Regions from separate parts of the Homo sapiens genome. Here regions 1, 2 and 3 are each linked to region 4. Evidence: read pairs that join two places in POLR2A ChIA-PET (ENCODE). Cell type or tissue: MCF 10A. All regions are shown on one strand. Region 1 overlaps CHD9 (chromodomain helicase DNA binding protein 9). Region 2 overlaps CHD9 (chromodomain helicase DNA binding protein 9). Region 3 overlaps CHD9 (chromodomain helicase DNA binding protein 9). Region 4 overlaps CHD9 (chromodomain helicase DNA binding protein 9).

What was found. ChIA-PET counts read pairs that join two places held together with the same protein. Peaks named below come from ENCODE experiments on the same cell type or tissue, not always from the same donor. Only the 100,000 strongest peaks of a DNase experiment are listed, where the experiment ranks them.
Region 1: POLR2A ChIA-PET joins it to region 4 with 28 read pairs; 7 of 35 experiments call an interaction of 5 or more read pairs at or near these places.
Region 2: POLR2A ChIA-PET joins it to region 4 with 14 read pairs; 10 of 35 experiments call an interaction of 5 or more read pairs at or near these places.
Region 3: POLR2A ChIA-PET joins it to region 4 with 11 read pairs; 5 of 35 experiments call an interaction of 5 or more read pairs at or near these places.

The regions. Positions count from the first base shown.
Region 1 is chr16:53,097,229-53,102,228 of GRCh38, reverse strand. The region is part of intron 1 of CHD9 (chromodomain helicase DNA binding protein 9); the gene reads right to left. Among named protein-coding and RNA genes, the nearest start is that of CHD9, 45 kb to the right of the region's middle. RefSeq lists enhancers at 1,900-1,999, 2,950-3,029, 3,120-3,169, 2,072-3,271, 3,230-3,359 and a silencer at 2,300-2,409. In MCF 10A, no CTCF peak of the experiment used is centred here; DNase peaks (open chromatin) are centred at 2,208, 2,358 and 3,158.
Region 2 is chr16:53,129,113-53,134,112 of GRCh38, reverse strand. All of the region lies in intron 1 of CHD9 (chromodomain helicase DNA binding protein 9), which reads right to left. Among named protein-coding and RNA genes, the nearest start is that of CHD9, 77 kb to the right of the region's middle. RefSeq lists silencers at 2,410-2,669, 3,000-3,729. In MCF 10A, a CTCF peak has its summit at 3,511; DNase peaks (open chromatin) are centred at 2,382 and 3,442.
Region 3 is chr16:53,078,490-53,083,489 of GRCh38, reverse strand. All of the region lies in intron 1 of CHD9 (chromodomain helicase DNA binding protein 9), which reads right to left. Among named protein-coding and RNA genes, the nearest start is that of CHD9, 26 kb to the right of the region's middle. In MCF 10A, no CTCF peak of the experiment used is centred here; DNase peaks (open chromatin) are centred at 2,639 and 2,989.
Region 4 is chr16:53,206,521-53,211,520 of GRCh38, reverse strand. It overlaps CHD9 (chromodomain helicase DNA binding protein 9), which reads right to left. Exons shown (of 39, transcript NM_001308319.2): 3 at 1,708-2,039. Among named protein-coding and RNA genes, the nearest start is that of CHD9, 150 kb to the right of the region's middle. RefSeq lists enhancers at 2,509-3,096, 3,097-3,686. In MCF 10A, a CTCF peak has its summit at 3,572 (motif pointing right); DNase peaks (open chromatin) are centred at 3,100 and 3,580.

The sequences.
Region 1 (5,000 bases), 110 kb after region 4:
AAAGAGGTGAAGTGACTCCTACCAAGGCCAAACAACTAGTTAGTGAGTGAGTCCTAGTGAAGACCAGCCAGGACTAGGCAGAGAGTTCCAGATTGCAAGCCACTGTTTCTCCATTGCCCAGTACAATGCAACCAGCATCACCCAGATTCACACCTTCTGGAAACTTAATAGCCCTGAAGTATGAGAGTAGATTACAGAAATCAACTGGAAGCGGCCCAACAATTCTACACATTCCTGACCTCCACTTTTTTCCTACGACCCATTCCTTACACTGTTGTCCTTACCTGGCCTACATATGATCTCTCTACAAATTTCAGATGTGGAGTTCATGATGGAGACGACATGGAAATGCCCAACTCCCTGACACCACTTGATTTTCACTTGTGCTTAAAAATCTTAAACAAGAACAAGGGTTGGGTCTCTCACAGACCTCTTGTAAAGGCTCAAATCCAAGTATGGTGTGGCCTAAAGTGTATACAATACTAGGGTACTCTCCTTAGAAAAGGAATACATTATTATGAATTAAAAATTAGGTACAAGGCCTTGTAAGGGACACCTGCAAATGAAGAGCCCTGAGGTTTCCTGGTAAATCCAGCTTTGCTCCTATAGTTGCCTAATTTCTTTCCTTCTTCCTTTCTTCTTTCCTTCCATTTATCTAACTTGCACCTACCCTACCATCTAGCACCCACTGTACACCAGGCAGTAACTTCATAAGTTTACATCCTGATTAAAAAATTGTCGGCCTGGGCAATTTAGTGATATCTCATCTGTACAAAAAATTTAAAAATTAGTTGAGTGTGGTGGCACATGCCTGTGGTCCCAGCTACTCAGGAGGCTGAGGCAGGAGGACCACTTGAGTATGGGAATTTGAGGCTGCAGTGAGCTGTGATTGCACCGATGCACTCCAGCTTGGGTAAAAGAGTGAGACCCTGTCTCAAAAAAAAAAAAAAAAAAAGAAAAGGAAAAAATGTGAGATTGGAGTAAAAAAGATTTATTCCAGTCAGCAGGTTTTTATCCATCTTATGATAAACTTGCTTTTCTTGATATAAAGGAATAAGATGATGTACACCTAATCTGTCGGTAATGTGTAAACAAGCTATGTGGGGCTGCTTGTTAGATGCAGTAAATCCTAATGTAGCCAGAGGCTACAGCTTTCTATTTACACTTGTGAACACACCCAGAGGCAGGCTCTTCTATCATGAGCACAGTGAACAAGTAAAACAACCCTTTCAGATGGTACAGGGCAGTGACATAGCCATCTAGAGAAAATATTATATAGTTACACATAATTATATATAATAACATGTTTTATGCACATCATCTGATTTCATGTTCACACCATCTGATGTAGTAGTAGGATGGTTTTATTAAAAATCCCCATATTACAGATTGGAGACAGAGGCCTATAGTGACTTGCCAATGTCATAGAGCTTCTAAGTGTTTGTGAAGGTAGATTCTACTCAAGCTGGGGGTGGCAGCTCACGCCTGTAATCCCAGCACTTCGAAAGGCCAAGGCCAAGGTGGGTGGATTGCTTGAGCCCAGGAGTTCAAGACCAGCCTGGACAACATGGTGAGACTCCATCCCTACAAAAAAATTAAAAAATTAGTCGGGCATGGTTGTGCATGCCTGTAGTCCCAACTACTTGGGAGGCTGAGGCGGGAGGATCACTTGAGCTCAGGAGTCCCAGGCTTCACTGAGCTATGATCAGCCACTTTACTCCAGCAGCCTGGGCAACAGAGCAAGACCCTGTCTTTTGGAAAAAAAAAAAAAAAAAGACGAATGAGTCTAAATTCAGAGTGCTTTCTAATTCAAAAGGAACAGTGATTTTCAGTTAATATCGCTTTTTACAGGTGTGATACCCAAGGATCACTTCTCTTTTAATTTCCTTTCCCATAGCAGCCCTATTCTCCTCACATTCAGAGGACACAAAGACTGTACAGGCAGCAACTGCACAAAGAACCCATAGACAAAATAAGTAGGGGCCATTTTGTGGATAATTTGGGAATGGGAATTCGGTCCTTGTGGCAGGAGAAGTTTTCTTCGGCTCACATTCTCCGGGTGAGTCATGTAGGTTTATCCCATTATTTGCACAATTCCTCACCTCTCCCCGTGGGCTGCAGTATCACCCAGCCACAATGGCATCTGCCCTTCACCGCTTCATCCCCTGCAGCCTGCTTGGTCAGGGCCTGGCAGGGAGCTGAGGAGCCCAGAGAGGGAGGGGAGGAAGCACGCGGCCGCCAGTGGCTGTCAGCTTTCCCAGCTGACTCAACTCCCCACCTCCTCCTCCCCCGCCCTGCACACAGCCACCAGCCTCCTAACTTTCCATTTCCAGGCCTCTGGGGTGGGAGCACCCCCTCCCGCTGCCCGGGGCGCCTGGTCTGCAGTCTGGGGCTGCCAGGGCACCACGCCAGCTGGCCTGGCGGGCTCTCTCCCGGGACTCTTAGAGTCTGCTGTCATGGAGAGAACGGAATATAGGTCAAGGTGCTCTCGGAAGGGCCCAGGGGAGGATCACCTGACTGGGAGGTGTGTGACTCAGCGGGAAGGGAAGGGGTGGAGCCGAATCTCCCGCCCGGAGGAGTCCGGAGGAGGAAGAGGTCAGGTTGCCTCTGTCTGGCTGATTGTCAGGGGAGGAAGGAGAAAGCAGCTGGAGGCAGAAGGAAGGATAAGATGACCTCTGGTGACCTATCTAAGGTGGAACACAAATCCATTCCAGAGCGGGCCGTCCCCCTCGGTGTAGCTGAAACCACTCCCAGCTCAGAACTCTCTCTGTGGTCGTGAAGACCTAATTAGCTGCCAAAGTGAGAAACCAAATTAACCGAACGCTCATCACTCCAGACTCCATCGACCCAGGCCCCTAAAAGAAACCAAAGACCCTGGTACAGCACACAAAGGTGGCCATCCCCATTAGAAGCAATTCGATCGTTTCCCCCAATCAATTCTGAATATGAAAATTACTAACCCATTTTATTTTACGGGTCCACACGGCAGGGGCCTCCTTTCAAGGGTGCGGCAGTTGCTGCTGTTGCTGGAACAGCAGCTGCTCTGTCTGAGCCTCACTTCCTCTGGCTCCAGCTGCAGGTTCCTCCTGGCCAAGCAGGGAGTTTCCTCATTCTCAGGGCTCTGGGCCCAGGCCTTGCTAGCGGCCACCCTCACCTCCCACCCTCAGCTGCTCACCACCCACCCTCTGTGGGTAGTGCTCTGGGACTCCCTCGTTCCATGAGTCAGAGCCAGGCTGGAGACAGACAGTAGGCTTCCTTTATTAAATCAGCCTCCTGCCCCGTACACTATAGAGGAAAGCTATAATTACTCCTTTGGCCTGGCTCTGAGAACTGAGCCACAGACGCTTGACTAGGAGCGACGGTTCTTGATTTCTGCATTTATCTAATGATGCACCCCAGTTTGGAAATAAGAATAACAGCCAGGGGTTAAGGGCTTGTTACACAAACGTCAGATGTTTTGCATATGTAATGGGGTGCATTGGGCCTGGATAGTCATGTAGATTGCTAGAAAAATCGCTATATTAAGGCTGCCAGGAGTTTTCTGTTTTGTTTTGCATGCCTCCTGCCTCGCGTTGATTGAGTCACACTTGAGGTGGCCTGCTCATTGCTGATGTTGGTTTACAAGAGACAAAGAAAAAAGCAGCCAAACATTGTTTCGGGTCTCCAGGTCAGGACTCTTTCATCCCTTAGGTATAATAGACACAAAATCTCAGGCCTCCCAGCTTTTCTTTCTTTCTTTTTTTTTTTTTTTTTGAGACGGAGTCTCACTCTGTTGCCCAGGCTGGAGTGGGGCAGAGCCATATCAGCTCACTGCAACCTCCACCTCCTGGGTTCAAGCAATTCTCCTGCCTCAGCCTCCCAAATAGCTGGGATTACAGATGCCCAACACCATGCCCAGCTTATTTTTGTATTTTTAGTAGAGACGAGGTTTCACCATGTTGGCCAGGCTGGTCTTGAACTCCTGACCTCAGGTGATCCACCCGCCTCGGCCTCCCAAAGTGCTGGGATTACAGGCGTAAGCCACCACGCCTGTCTGCCTCCCAGCTTTTCTACTGGTTTACAGAAATGTCTGAAACCTGAAAAAACAGTTGGTTCCAATTTTTTTTTTGAGACGAAGTCTCGCTCTTGTCCCCCAGGCTGGAGTGCAATGGCACGATCTCGGCTCACTGCAACCTCCACCTCCTGGGTTCAAGTGATTCTCCTGCCTCAACCTCCTGAGTAGCTGGGATTACAGGCACCTGCCACCACACCTGGCTAATTTTTGTATTTTTAGTAGAGACAGGGTTTCACCATTTTGGCCAGGCTGGGCTCGAACTCCTGACCTAAGGTCATCCACCCATCTCGGCCTCCCAAAGTGCTGGGATTACAGTGTGAGCCACCGCACCCAGCCTGGTTCCAAAATTTTTAAAAACCACAAAATCAAAATAATATCGTCAATTTTCATTAACTATTCAATTTAGTATTCATTGATTCATTCACTTATTCATCCATTCCTGCAAGCATGCATTTATTTCTTCATTCAATAAATATTTGTTGAGTTACCTCTCTGTGCCACACACAGTTACAGGTACTAGGGACACATTAAGTGCTAAATTCACTAAAGATACAGACAAAACTAAGCATACAAATATCTCTGCCCTTGTGGGTCAATAATAGACACAACAGACCAGGTACGGTGGCTCATGCCTGTAATCCCAGTGCTTTGGGAGGCTGATGGGGGCTGATTGCTTGAGCCTAGGAGTTTGAGGCTGCAGTGAGCTATGATCGTCACCCAGGCACTCCAGCCTGGGTGACAGAGCAAGACTGTGAAAGAAAGAGAAAGAAGGAAGGAAGGAAGGAAGGAAGGAAGGAAGGAAGGAAGGAAGGAAGGAAGGGAGAGCGAGGTTAGAGGAATTGTTGATAAAGGAGGAATTGGCATTTCAGAATAATCTGTGAGTTAGATATCTCTCACAGCGAGAGTTCTCAAGTCTGCATGATTGCTGAGAAATTATAACCAATTA
Region 2 (5,000 bases), 77 kb after region 4:
TCATAGTTTTTCTTTATAGACTCTCTAGGATTTCATTTTTCTTCTCTGTTATTTACGGAGGTAAGCTTTTTTTTCTATGACATTTCGATCAATAAACACATCTTTAGAAAATCTTAACTTTTCATATGTACCAAAATTTTGTTTTACTATTGATAGATGCAATAGATTTTACTTTAAAATCTGTATTTCTACTTCAGTTCTTGCCTCTTATATTCATATATCGAGCCCCTCCTTCAGCTCTATCCTGTTTCCAGAGGTAAACCAGGAAGGTCTAGCACAGTGCCTTGTAGAAAGCATTCGGTTGCATTAGATAAGAAGTTTGTAATTAAAGTTTCTAAAGATACTTCCAAGTTGAAAATTCTATGGTTTCCTTAATCTTATCTTGTCACGGGCTTTTTCCATGGACACCGTTTTCTATCTGTATTCATATCTGCCCACCCCATAAGTTTTTGATTTCAGAGGATAGACCTCATAGGGTACTTAGAATCCTACAATAGTAAAACTGGAGGAAACAAAGTTTTACACAGGAGGAAACTAAGGCTCACGGATGTCAAGAAACTTAATATTATCTACACAGTTAAGTGACAAAGTCCCGATTCTCTCTAGCCAGCACTCTATCCAAGAAGAGGATTTTACTGGTTATAAAAGCATCATAATTTTTTTTTTCTTAATAGAGACGGGATGCAGTCTTAATAAGTTGCCCAGGCTGGACTTGAACTCTTGGCTCAAGTGATTCTCCTGCCTCAGCCTCCCTATTAAGAGCCGCCCCCGATTAAAGTAGCCTGCTCATACACCTTACTTAGTATGTTTTTGACTAGCATTGCTTTTATCTGATGTTATTTCCTGTGCCTTTAGGATATCATCTCCTGGTCAATTAATCACAAGGGTTTTTTGTTGTTGCTGTTTTTAACTGCAATACTATACATACTTACCTGAAACTGTTCAGGAATGACAGTTACCCTTAATCAAAACTGGGAGGCAACCACTTTTCCCAATGCACTTCAGGTCTGTAATACAGACTTCACGTCTACATTATATGGTCTATAGTTTATAGGAAACTCTCCAAGGACAGAGACCTGCCAATACTTTGTGGTAAACTATAACTACATAACGTGAATTTTTAAAGCAATAGAAGAAACGGCCGGGCGTGGTGGCGCGCACCTGTAATCCCAGCTACTGGGGAGGCTGAGGTTGGAGAACTGCTTGAACCTGGGAGGAAGAGGTTGCAGTGAGCCGAGATGGCGTCACTGCGCTCCAGCCTGGGTGACAGAGCGAGACTCCGTCTCAACACCAAAAAAAAAAAAAAAAAAAAAAAAAAAGCAGAATTAGAAGAAATGGAAAGTCTTCGAAGATACATAATACAGACAGAACTTGCTTCGAGCAATAGAAGTCTTTTATTTAATACTTATCAAATATCGAACGTAAGGCTCCATGTGGCCTGTTGTTACAACACAGCATCTCTAAATTCACGTTCTGTAAACCCAAGGGAAAAGAAACACTATGATCATCCTTTTGCATTGCAAAAAACAAAAACAAACTCCTCCCTCTGCAATGCAGAATCCTCCTTTAAGTTCAGCTTTTGTATATTCAAGTGTTTGCAGACCTAGTGGTTCTTTTAAAACTACTTCTACAGTTATCTAGAGTCTAGGGAATGGGTAACATTACACAAGATAAGCCTTCTTTTCGTTTAAGATCATAGCTGGTTAAGTAGAACTGGAGATTTTAAGAACTGGAAAAAAGGAAAAGGTGAAAAGTAGCATACAAAATTGAGAAACTAAATTCTGACGGTAATTTTATTAATGAAAATAAACTTTATTTAATACAGGGGAATTCTTAGGTATGAATATTTCACATAAATAAATGTCACAATAGCGTCAAATCCCAGACTTTCAGGAAAGTAACTGTAGCACTGTTAATATCACAACAACAACAACAAAATTCTCATCTACTTTGTTCTGAAAAGTTTTATTTTTCTTAAAAAAGAAAAAAAAGCAAACCACCCCCCCCAAAAAAAATTTTTTTTAAAAATAAAAATAAGAACAAACAGAAACCAGTCTGAGCTGGCAGCTGTGACAGCCAGTGAGACACCCGGGCTTTCCGGGTAGTGCTTGGCTTTGGGCTGGATGTCCACGCAGAGAGCCCTGGAGCCATCCCGCAGGTCCCACACCCAGGTACCCAGAAAATGACGGCGGCCGCACACACGGGGGCTGGCGGGGTCCGGGCCACGCTGCAGACGGGGAGAGGCACTCGGGGTGAAGGATCGCGGGGAAGGCACTGCGGTCGGAACCGAGAGGCAAGGCCTGGGAAAGCGCCGGGGACGTCCCGTGCTCCGGGACGTCGGGTGCCCGCGCGGGACGCCCTGTCATGACTCACGGAGGCGAGAAAGCACGGGCAGGGAAAGAGGCTGCAGGATGGAGGGAAGCCCGACCGTCGGGAGGGAACCCAACCCGGGGGAGGCCCCGACCTCGCGCGGGACGGGGAAGAGGGCCCGCCTTCCCACGCCCTGGCCGCCCGGCCCTCACCTCCACACGACGCAACAGGCGCGGCTGCCGTGTCCCGACCCCGGGGGCTGTGGGCCGGGGGGCGGGGGCAGCAGCCCGCAGCCATGACAGGCGCGGGGCGGGCCGCGGGCGGGCTGGGCCGCACGTGCAGGCAGCGCCCCCTGCCCGGCCTCCCCGCGGGCCCGCCCGCCCGACCCCGGCCCCGGGACCGGATCCCTCACCTCAGGCGGGGGCGCCGCCCCGCCTGCCCCTCCCCCCTCCCCCCACCGGCCGAGCAGCGGCGGCGGCGGCGGCGGCGGCTGCACGTACTCACCGCCGCTCGCTGACTCTCGCGCTTCGCCATGACTGAGGCGCCCCCGCCGCCCCCCGCCTCGACTGAGACTGACACTCGCGGCTGGCCGGGCGGGGGCGGCCTCAGGCGACCACCCGTCTGACACGACCCGCCCCCGCATCTCCCCACCAGTTGAGCAGCGGCCGCTGCCCCGCGGTGCCCCCGGGCTTCCTCCCCACGCCCGAGGCGGTGGGTGGCAGCGGCGGCGGCGGCGGCACTTACCGGCTGCGCGGCCAGGCCCCCCTGTCAGCGCGGGGCAGGGAGGGAGTGGAGGGAGGAGTGAAGGGGCACCGCCTCCCCCGCGCCGCCACGCACCCGCCTGATTGGCCCAGTTCACTCCCCCAGCGCGACCCCACCAGCCCCTGCGAGCGGCACTCCGGCAGCACCGGCGCGCTATTTGCATATTTGTGCCCGCGCCGCTGATTGGCCCGGGCGCGGAGGGGCGGTCGTGACCGCCGCCGCTCCTGCCGCGGCTCCAGCCGCGTCGGGCTGCCTAAGAGGGAGCGTCCCCTTCGCCGCTCCCCTTCCCTCCTGGCGCGGCCCGACCCAGGGCGGAGGGCGGTGCGAGGCGGGGTCGTTGCTCCGCTCCAACATGGCCCCGCCGCGCCGCCGACCCAATCGCTGGCGCGGTTACTCCCGGAGCCCTGGGCGGCCTCGGGGCGGGGAAGGCTTGGGGCCGGGCGCCCTCTGGCCGGAGCGCGGGGCAGTGCAGTGGTCCGGGCTCCCCCGGCAGCCCCGCCGCGGCCGCCACGTCAGGCCGCGCCCTCACGGCGGCCTCTCCCCTCGCGCCGCCCGCCCCGCGGCCCCGCCGCCACGTCAGGCCCCGGCAGGGCACGCCCCAGCCGCGAGCTGACCAGTGGCGGGGTCGGCGCAGAGGTCACTCACATGCAGGGCATCTCTCGGGCAGCTCGGGTCCGCCGAGGAAGGGCGAGAGTTTCCAAAGACGTCCTTCTTAAGGAGCCGTGGATTTAGTCCCACGTTCTCCTTTCGCGCGGAGACCCGGGTGTCACGCGCCCGTGCTGTAGAATCGGGAGCACGGAGCGTGTCGCGATGATGCTGCGATTGAGCCCAGGTGCCAGCACCTGCAGTAGCCGGCGCCCGCCGCGGAGACCCAGCTCCACGCCGCGAGCTAGGGGAGAGCGCGCACCTAGCCTGCGGTTGCAACCCTGTCTTCCCGAGGCTCAGGCTCCCGTTCTCCATTGCACAGTTACGAAGGGAGAGAAAAATAAACGCAAGAATTTAAGAAGAGAGAGAGACAGCCGTGGGGGAGGGTGATACTGGTTTAGGAGCAGGGGGCGTACTGGAAAACCTGGGTTCCCTCTCGATCCTTCACGAATTAACTGAGTGACCTACATCAAATCCTAGCGTGTCCTAGGGCCTTGGTTTTGCCTTCTGTAAAAGGAAGAGGCTGCACAAGTTGTCCAAAAGTCCTCCAGCTCTAAAATTCTAAGGGTCTCCTCCTTTCAGGTCCTTAGCTGGCTTTCTACCGAATTAAAAATTTAAAACCCATATGAAAACGTGAGCTAGACAAAAGAATTAAATGTTTGAACTTCGGTCGGCCTACTTTATGTTTGTTCAAAACTGTTGACCATTTCCGATCCAGTGCAGGTGATATTTCACGTTCACAGTTGACAGAAATCTCTTGAATTTCAGCCTCCGCTAAGGAGCGACACTGCGCTTGTTTATGCCTAGCCAGAATGGAATGGCTGCGGTATACACAGTGGTATTTGCCAAGTAATTTCATTCTTTATATTCCCCATGAAGGCCCTCCAGAGTGGATCAGCATAACTCTATTTAGCTGAGATACTGACAGGGCTGGGAAGAAACCCTGCTGAAAGGGCGGTTACAGTTCCAACTTTGATTCCCTGAAGGATACTTATAACAACCACATATTAGACCAAGAATGCACAGAAAGAGTTTATCTCTGGGGCCCCCCACACCACTTATTTGGATAGTGCTTTAGTTTGCAAATTCAACTTGTTGAGTCAAATTTAAGGCCAGTAACATCTCATCTATCTGACATCACAGCAGAATGACATCCCACTTAAATGAAAAACTTGAGCGGCCTCCCCATCATCTGATAGAGAACGTTCGTGTTTTCTTGAATGCAGCCCTCTGAAAATTACTTAGGCTTGGTCATTAAAGAGCAGTGCTATAATTATCAACAT
Region 3 (5,000 bases), 130 kb after region 4:
ACAGGCAGAGAAAGAGGGGAAAAAACCTTAAGCAAAGGTGTGGCAATATAATCTCTTTCTCTGGCATTATCTTTTTGCTGCCAGTTAGATTCTTTTAGTCTTGCAATTCCCTTATACAGGAAATGAGAAAGATGAGTGGAAGGAGACGATAAGAGGAGAAATTTCAGAGCAAGGGCAAGTGTGTTAAATGAATGACTGCCTACAGTAGGGTGTGTCCAGGAATGTCTGGGGGTGTGTTTGCATCCTTAGTTTATGCAAGTTATGCACCAAAGCTTTGCATCCTTAGCTATGCAAGCCATTTTGGTGGAAGTGTTGTTTCTCATACTTCAGGAAATACAATACCCTCCTATGGGGACCTTTGTGATTTGTCACCCTCTCTCCCATCTCCTCAACACACTGTTGCCAGTCACTTAATCAATGCCTATTTGTAGAATATCCTCTTGGTACCTGGCACTGTGATATGTACCAAGGTTACATCAATGAACAAGGAAGACACAATCATAGTCCTCAGGGGGCCACAGTTTAAAAGGGAGGCAGACGACTGATGGGAAACCACAGTTCAGCAGGGTGAGCACTCAGATAGAGGACACAAAGAGGGAGGGCATGGAGGAGGAAGCTTACCTGACAGGGCAGAGAGGAGCTGGGAACGTATCCTGGAAGAAGGGAGTCTAACCTGGGATCTGAAGGATGTGCTGGAATTGGACGGGTAAAAAGCAAAGAGAATGCTTCAGGCAGAGCCAAGTGCATGGGCAAAGATCTGAAGGTCGAATTCCTCCTGCACCTGATGAAGATCTGTGGTTGGAAGTAAGGCAAGCTCTGTCCTGGGAAGGTTTCCAGGGTTCTGGGGCCAAGTAAGGGACCAACAGGGCAGTGGCTATAAGCTGAGGCTGAGAACCTTAAAATTCTTTGTTCTCAAATTTAAACCAATCGGTTAAAAGCATTTAAAATAGGCTGGGTGCAGTGGCTCATGCCTGTAATCCCAACACTTCAGGAGGCAGAGGTGGGAAGATCACCTGAGCCTAAGAGTTTGAGACAAGACTGGGCAACATGATGAAACCCTGTCTTTACCCAAAGAAATATAAAAATTAGTTGGGTGTGGCGGCAAAGGCCTGCAGTCCCAGCTACTCAGGAGGCTGAGGTGGGAGGATGGCTTGAGCAGGGAAGGTTGAGGCTGCAGTGAGCCAAGATCACGCCACTGCACTCCAGCATGGATGACAGGGCAAGATGCTGACATACATGAATAAATAAATAAATAAATAAATAAATAAATAAATAAATAAATAAATAAAATGTTCTCCTGTCCTTAAGATACTTAGAATACAGGATGGAGAACTAAGTGTTTACCAGACACTGGAAAATAGTCCTTCCTCCTGATATGGAACACCAACACCAAGGTTAAAGCACAGAGCCTGAGACAAAGTGACTTTTAAATTCCAGTGCGCAGGAGACAAAGAACATTCATACATTTTGTTCTTTCTCTTTCTCTCTCTCTCACACACACACATACACACTAACCTGGTGAGGTAGGCAGAGTAGGTGTTAGACTTTTTTAAATATTGTTTTTATAGAGGAGAAAACTGAGGCTCAAAGAGGAAAAGTATCCAAGGTTATTGGTTTATTCATTCATTCATTCATTCATTCATTCATTCACAAACTTGACAAATATAAACAGATCACTTACCAGCCTGGGCAACATAGTGAAACACCATCTCTACAAAAAAAAATTTTTTTTTAATTAGCCAAGCATGGTGGCATGCACCTGTAGTCCCAGCTACTTGGGAGGCTGAGGTAAGAGGATTGCTTGAGCCCAGGAGTTTGAGGCTGCAGTGAACCACTATCATGCCACTGCACTCTAGCCTGGGCAACAGGGCAAACCCCCAACTTGAGGGGAAAAAAGAGCACCTGCTGACCTGCTGTTGGCAGGATTGTGCTTGGCACTGTGGATAGAGTGGTGAATAAGACACGCCTACTCATAGGAGCCAGGGTTCAAACTCATGGAAATTCTGATTCCAATTCCAGTGCCCTTCCCAATACAATGAACTGCAGGTTTGATGTGTTGTCTCCACTGCTCCAGTGGTTTGGGTGGGTGCTTTATTGCCCCATAGTCTTTGCCAGCTACCACCTCCCAAAACATACCATCAAAGAGAAAACTGCATAGTTGTTATGCAAATGTATCTTTAAGACAAGGTGCAGAACCAGATTCTCCCTGTAAGTCCCTCCCATCTAGAAACTCTGTATCCACCAAAGACTGTCCTGAACTGGTTGCCTTTGACAGTCCCTGGGAGATTTTCCATCCTGCCTCCATGCCCTGTACTAGCTGAGAGCAAATGCTTTTAAAATCTCATCTTTGGCAAATCTTCTCTCTAAACACTGCCTGATGGAAGTAGGGATGGGACAAAGCTTCTTTCAAAGCAAAAGGGGGAAGACTGGAGTGGGAAGGAGAAGGAAGGGAATAAACAAGGAATAAGACACCAGACCCACTTTGCGTAATGAATAACTTTGCTGTGAGCCAGCACTGGCCAAGGTCAGAGATGACTGGCAAAACCCAACCAGACAGACATCCCTGAAAGATGCTTGGGAGAGGCTGGTGTATCTCCCCAGAGCCGGGCATGTTATTTCCTGGGGCAATGCAAGTCACAGAGGATGAAAGCTGATGACTGAATGTCTGGGGCAGGGTGGAAGGCCTAGCCAGGAGGTGGGGGTGGAGGAGTAGAAAGGGAGAGGGGTGGAGACTTGGCTGGTTTTTGCACAGACAAATCTCTTCATTTTTCCAGACTGGAAAAAGCTGTTTGGGCTGTGCGCATTTGCAGAGAGTCACGGTATTTACTACGCTTCCTGGCTCAACAGATTTCTTTTTGTCATTCAGTCAAACCCAGCTTGTATTTCTTGTAGCAAGAACTGAACAGACTGTGGGAGCTCTTCCCCCTCGTTGTGTTCAAAAACACATCACGAATGACTCAAAAAGCCCAGCTTACTTGGGCAGCAGGGGTGGGTGGGGTAGCATGTTGTAGAGACAAAGACCTGTGTTTAGACAAACACTGTCTCCCCCTTGGAGGTGTAGAGTGACACTCCTTATTTTCCCAGCACACATATTTCTTGAGCAACTGTAATAACAAACTGCTGTACTAGAAACTGATTGCCGCACCTTGCGTATGCCTCTCAGTTATCCATGTTGATGGGCGTGTGAGTAGGCTACAGGGAAGGGATAACCAGAAAAAGTGGTTAATAAAAAAAAGAAAAAAACCCTTCTTGCCAAAATATGTCTCCTAAGATCTGTTTCTGCCCACAGAATACTTCTGTTAACAAATGTGTGGGTCTTTTCCCCCATGCCAACCAATTCTCCAACACCAGCTGGTGTCCTATAATGCAATTCAATTCTGACACTAACTACCTGGAGATTCCACAGGTTAAGGGCTTAGTTGCACAGATTGCTCCCACTTCAGATGCCAGTTGAAGGTCCCGGATCTCTGGGACTTCTGACCAACCAGCTATAAATTCAGGAGGTCCCCATGCCCCCCTCCTCAGATTCAATAATTTGCTAGAAAGCTCACAGAATGCAGGGAAACACTTTCCTTATGTTTACCAGTTTACTATAAAGACACAAGTCAGAAACAGCTAGATGAAGAGATGCAGAGGGCAAGGTATGGTGGGGCTAGACAGAGCTTCCATGCTCTCTCTGGGAGCACCACCTTCCTAGTTCTTCCAAGTGTTCACCAACCCAGATGCTCCTCAAATCTCATTGTTCAAGAGTTTTCATAGAGCTTAGTCTCCAGCATTGCACCCCCAGCCCCTTTCGAGGGGCTGGTCAGTAGGTGGTACTGAAAGTTCCAGTGTGGTCTTTTTGGTGACCAGCCATACCCTGAGGCTATCTAGGATTCCAACCAAAAGACACCCCACTAACATAAACTGAGGTATAATGGAAAGGGGCTTATTATGAATAACAAAAGATATTCCTACCATTCAGAAAATTCCCAGGGATGTAGGAGCTGTGTACCAGGAACCAGAGACAAAGACCAAATATATTTTTGTATTATACCACAGTGCCTAAACATAACTCAGTTCTAGAAGTGTTTCTGGCCAGATGTCAGATTAGAACGTCATCTGTTGAAGCATTTTATGCTAAGTCATTGGTTCAATCCAACAAACATTGTGTGAGCACTTAACGTGTGCAATATACAGCTCTAGGGGTGGAGGTATCCAAGCTGACCACAGCTTACCATGCATTTTGCAGTTTTAATAGAAAGCAATCTGGGAGCCCAATGGCATGAACAGCCAATGGTGGAAGTTTTGCCACCAAAGATGGACCAGACCAGTAGGAAAATCTTTTGAGGGGTACGAGAAGGAAAAGCTTTCCCAGGTCCCTTCATACTCCAAGGCTCCTGTATGTATAACGCTAGCCAAACAACCATACTGAAAGTATGGTCATCAAATCTTGCTGAACCAACCTAGGATTTATGCTTCCCAGGAGCTGCAGAGTGGGAGCTTCACTTTCAAAGACGACATAATGCCATATTCAGGCAACCTCTGACCTCTGCAGGCAGGAGGCGGGTAAATAAGCAGATAACTCTGGTGATGCTGGTTAGCATCACCTGATACAATGTTAACAGTGCCTCAGACCTCTTGCTTTTCTCTGAATTGGCAAAGCACAATGTTATCTTGCATTAATTTAAGGGGAGAAAGGACCCACACAGACTTCTCCTCAAATCTGCTTCTGGGCCAGGAGCCATGAGGAGTTAGGGGAATGGAAGTGGGGAGGGAAGCAGTAAGGGTCTTTAAGGGACCAAGGGAGTTGGGGAGCTAGGAATTCTGTATAGTCCAAGTTGACTATGCCAGATGTGGCTCATTTTATTTTCTTTTAAAAGATTATTATGGGCACAGGCAGGAAAAGAAAAAAAGTAGACATGATCAAATAATACTTAGTCTGTTTTATGTTGCTATAACAGAATACTACAGACTAGTAATTTACAATGAACAGAAATGTATTTGGCTCATAGCTCTGG
Region 4 (5,000 bases):
TAGTACAATTCTTATCGATTTTGTTTTCTAGAATTTGCTACCTCTAGAAAAATTGGTCAATGTTGTGCAATATTAAAATAATTTACTATGAATAATTTACCTACTCCTAACAAAAACACAGATATCACAAAACTAGTCAGTACTCCGCTTCAGTGTTACTACTCCCCTTACTATATTAATTCACTTTTCTAAAAATCTGTGTTTCTAATTTAATTATTTCTAGTTATCTCTTATGTACAATGTTTTTTCTTAAACTAGATTTACTTCTGGTATCTTTTGCCTTTAGCTGTTCCTTCCCAAGTTTGAGGCAAGTAACGGTTAGTGTAACTTTTAAAAGTTTATCAACCAATTTCCTCATTTTATGCATTGTTTTTCAAAACGTTACTCTTCCAAATAGTATTCTACTCTGTCTAGATCTCTGAACAAGTTAAAACTGGAAACCCTTAATTATATTAAATTTTGGTTCAGCAAAAGACTAAATATGGGATTTCCTGAATTAAAACTGGGCAGAGCTTTGGAAAAATAAGTTACTTTCATACCTAAAACCTCTAAAAAAACAATAAAAGAAGTAGAAATCTTTCAAATTTCATTTTAGCTGTCTGCAAGTAAAATGCAAAATCAATATGATTATTAATCTATTATAACAAGAGAGCCCATATTATTTAATCGTTTGGACCTGAATGACATAAGGACCAAACTAAATAATTTGGCGGTTACATTTAAAATGCTAAGAATTCATTTGATTTATAAAATTGCATTAGTTCTAAATATCTATATAATATATCAACAATTTCTGAGCAAATGAAGATTTTCACAATAAAGACATTCTTTATTGCGGACTTTTTGTGAAAAAGAGAAAAGTTAGATTGACCCCTTTATGTCAAATTTCCACATGAAGTCCTCAAAAATAACCAGTCCTGAAAAAACAATTCTAAACTATGTTGGCTTAGTTATGCTTACCCTTGCATGCTAAGCAAATACACCTATAAAGCAAATTATAACATTTACTGTATTTTATTTTTTGAAAATATTTTGGATAAGCAGTAAAATACATAGGATTAATATATCCTCCTAGAGCAATTCTTTGTCCTTATAATTCTCTTGGAGCATTAATCCTCACCTGGCCTCTTTATTACGTAAAGTAAATCAGACTATATGGAAGTAAATCAGTAAGAACTGGCAACCACTTATTGTTGATTTATATGGTATTAGTGTTTTTTTTTTTTTTTTGCCATTTCATTCAGTCCAAAGTTGTGGTTTTATTAAGAAAATATTACATTTCATGTTTCCAAACTATGAGTGCTCAGTGAGGCACAAGTACAACCAAGAGAAAAAGAATCTTATAAAGAATTTCAATGCATGCTCTGTAAAGAAAGTGAATATGAAACTGGCACAGCAATATGGATTTCATTTTGTTTGTTTTTATCCTTTTCCTGATTCGTATACTGAAATATTTTACTACTTTAAATCCCTTTTAATAATATTAACATACAAAAAGCTACATTCTACATTCATAGAACCATAAAATTTGGGAGATCCTGGAATATTATCTAATTCATTCGGCAATGAAATAAAGCACACATAGTAGCCAACAATTTAAAACTCAAATATGGGAGTAAATATACTCAAATCAAAAGTAGATGGTTGGACAGTTTGAACTTTAACAGAACATTGAAAGGAATTAAATTTAATTCTTAACCAACTTACCCAATTTTTGTCTTCTCTTTTAACTTAGAACATGTTTTTGTTTTTTTGCTGTCTTTGTCCTTTGGCTTGGATTTCATCCTTCTACCTTTCTTTTCCTCTTTTCCTTCAACTGAAGCAGTAGGAAAGTTTTCAGGGCTCATTACTCGTGGAATATTGCGTTCCCCACGCTCCTTTGCTTTTGCTATGGCCTCTGATATTATACGATTAGCCTTTTCTTGCTTGCTTTCTGATTCCACCTTTTTTCTCTGCTTCTTCTCAGACATGACCCTCACCTGGGTATTCTGCAACTTAGTATATGTCCCAGAACCATCGCTCTTCTTGGAAGATGGAGGCTACAGAAACAAAAATATTTTTTATAGAATATACCAAAGTACATCTAAAACAATTGTCACAAATATCTGAAAATCTTAAATTATGTTTAGAGAGGTAAAATTACATTAGCAAATATGTGAGTGCTACAAACAAATTTAAAACATTTTGCTTATCAAGAAATTAGTACAGATATAAACAGCTCAATTGCTACTTTTAAAAATGAAGGTTAAAGAAGAATAATATAGATTCATTGATATTTTCATAGCATTCTTGGTTAGTTGATTCAAGTTTTGTCCTGTAAAGATAGTTGATTCAAATTTTATCCCATAAATATTCTGTGCATTTGGAATAAAAGTCTTTTCTTTCCTCTTCCCTCCAAAATTCTGAACATTAATAAATTTTTAAATAATTTTAATTTAGAATTACTCCATACAGTTTATTATGGCTTTTAGAAAAATAAAACCTCTGCTTTACGACTACAACCTGAAATCATTTAATATTTAAGTGCAGCAACATAGCTAGTTAGTAAACAGACATTCTCATACTTAAAATTAGAGAAAGTTTTAGTTTTCCCATGAAAGAGTTAAATGTGAAAATTTTTTTTCTTTTTCTATATCATAATTATTTTGCTCAAGCAATTTGGGAAATAAACAAGTTTTACAGTTTTACATTAAAATTATTAATATTTAGCAATATCACAGGAAGCAGATCAAGAGCATTTTAAAAAGAATTTCCTCTTCAAACACGCATTCATCCACATATACTTAGATCACAGTTTTGTTATGTTCTTACCCGTAAACATGCCTCTGACTATACCAAAGGAAAAAACCATCAGGAATTTCCAAACACATTTTCATGCTGATTCCAGTGTGCTTCACTGGATATTTTTTCTATACCTGCCTCATCAAAGGTTTCATAGCAGCACTGCAGCACTGGGAAAGGAAGGAGGGTTTAGAATTGCTCACTAAAATGCCACCTTAAGGCCTACAGGCTATAACAAATAACCAAGACTCGAGGAAACAGCAACAAGCTCAAGATGGCGATGCAGTACGACTCCCGTAGCAGCAGCCAGTAATAAGGAAGGTTATTCAATCCCATTAGCCTTTTAGCCCAAAGAACCCCTCCTCCTCCCACTCATTCAGGCTTTCACTTACCCTTCCTCTTGGCCTCTTCACTGAAGACATTTTTGGCGTCAGACAAAGGCTTGCCCTCTGCTTTTTCACCACCCCAGGCAGTGCTCAAGAAAAAAGCATTGAAAGAAGATTCCTAAATGGCCTATTTAGCAAGCTGCAACCAAGAGATGCACAACCCTCCACAAATACACATTTTGATTTATCAACACATTTCTGCCTTGGCAAGTTTATATCTACTGTTCATCCTATTTAGGTATGAAAAAGGCTGTAAACACTCCTAAAAAGCTGAGTTTCCTCAATAGCTGTAAGCAGATAGCCAGATTCCAACAAAGCACAGAAAGAAATGAATGCACAAAGCATCAAAATGCATCAGCATGAATATTAGAGATGTCGTTAAAAATACTGACTCCTTCTGCGGAAGTAGGCCAGCAGATGGTGCTACCAGTTATTATTCCATTAGACTCTGCAATTTAACCCCCAATGGACTGTTCTTCCCTCCATGTAACACATTAACTCTCACTCTGCCATTTCCTGCAGTAAAGTTTTAAAAAATATACATAAAAATCTGATTAAAAAAAAAAATCACCTGAGAACTAAACTGTGGTAAAATGGCATTATGTGGCTATCAATATTTTAAAAAAACAAAATCTAAAGCAATTTTTATTGGAAAAAAATACTTTTCTCCAAGATACTCTAAAATATTTAAAATATGAAATAGCTGAAGATTAGCAAAGGGTTAAAGAGGTCATGCAAATGAACCCAAAATAAGTTTAAGAAGTTAGATAAGGTTTCTTATAATTTTTCTAACAAAAAGCTAACAGTGTTATTTTGAAAATACAGAAATGAAGCTATTTTCATTTGAATTATAAAAAGAAGCTTAAAATTTTGAAATGAACAAATGAGAACTGTTTATAAAGATTACTAACAATGTTAAAATTGTTTCATCGTCTTAACATGGATGAATACATTTTTTTCGTAACATAAAAAACCTTTCTGACCTTTCCTCCTAACCTTCTATTTTAACTGCACTGATGAGTTTTTCAGGTAAAACTGTAGGTTTAGTTCCATAGCAAGTCAACTTGAATTTGAACATCAGTACAACTTTTCTTTCTATAAAAATTGATTCTATTTTAGTAAGCAATGCCCTTAAATCACTAAAACAAAATTTCACTGCTTTAAAATTCAAGTTTACCTCTTTCATCAATGCCATTTTTTCAGTTGGTCCTGGTTAGTCATCTGATATCACTATAAAACAACATTGGGTTCTCCCCTCTGCCCCTTTTAGGTACCAAAGGCCTCAAAACAGAAACAACACTATCTAAACAGGGCTCTAGAAAGACCCATCTGGATGGCATGAGAGATTAAAGGCAGAGGACAAGTAAGGACGAGGAAAGGATCTGACTTGAGATGTCATCAATGTGAAAATAATAACAATAATGAGATAACACTTACAGACTACTTACTAAGTGCCAGGGATTATTCTATTTTACATTTAATAACTAATGTAATCCTGATTAATAATAGGGTAATAACAGTGATAATGGAGACAAGGGGCTGGCTAATGAGAGAAATACTCTGATAGTAGCATTACAAAGAGACAGAATGGAACTGAGAGAGCAAACAATTACAAAAATCATTATGACAATAAGAGCTAAAATGTAGTGCTTACTATGTACCAGGCACTATTCCTAATATTTCCTATATATTGACTCAATCTTCAGAACAACCCTGTAAGATAGGTACTACTGTTATTCCCATTTTATATGAGGATACTGGGGGATAGAGAAATGACTTGCCCAAGATCACACAGCTACTGAATAGTGGAGCAGGGATTAAAAGACAAGGGGG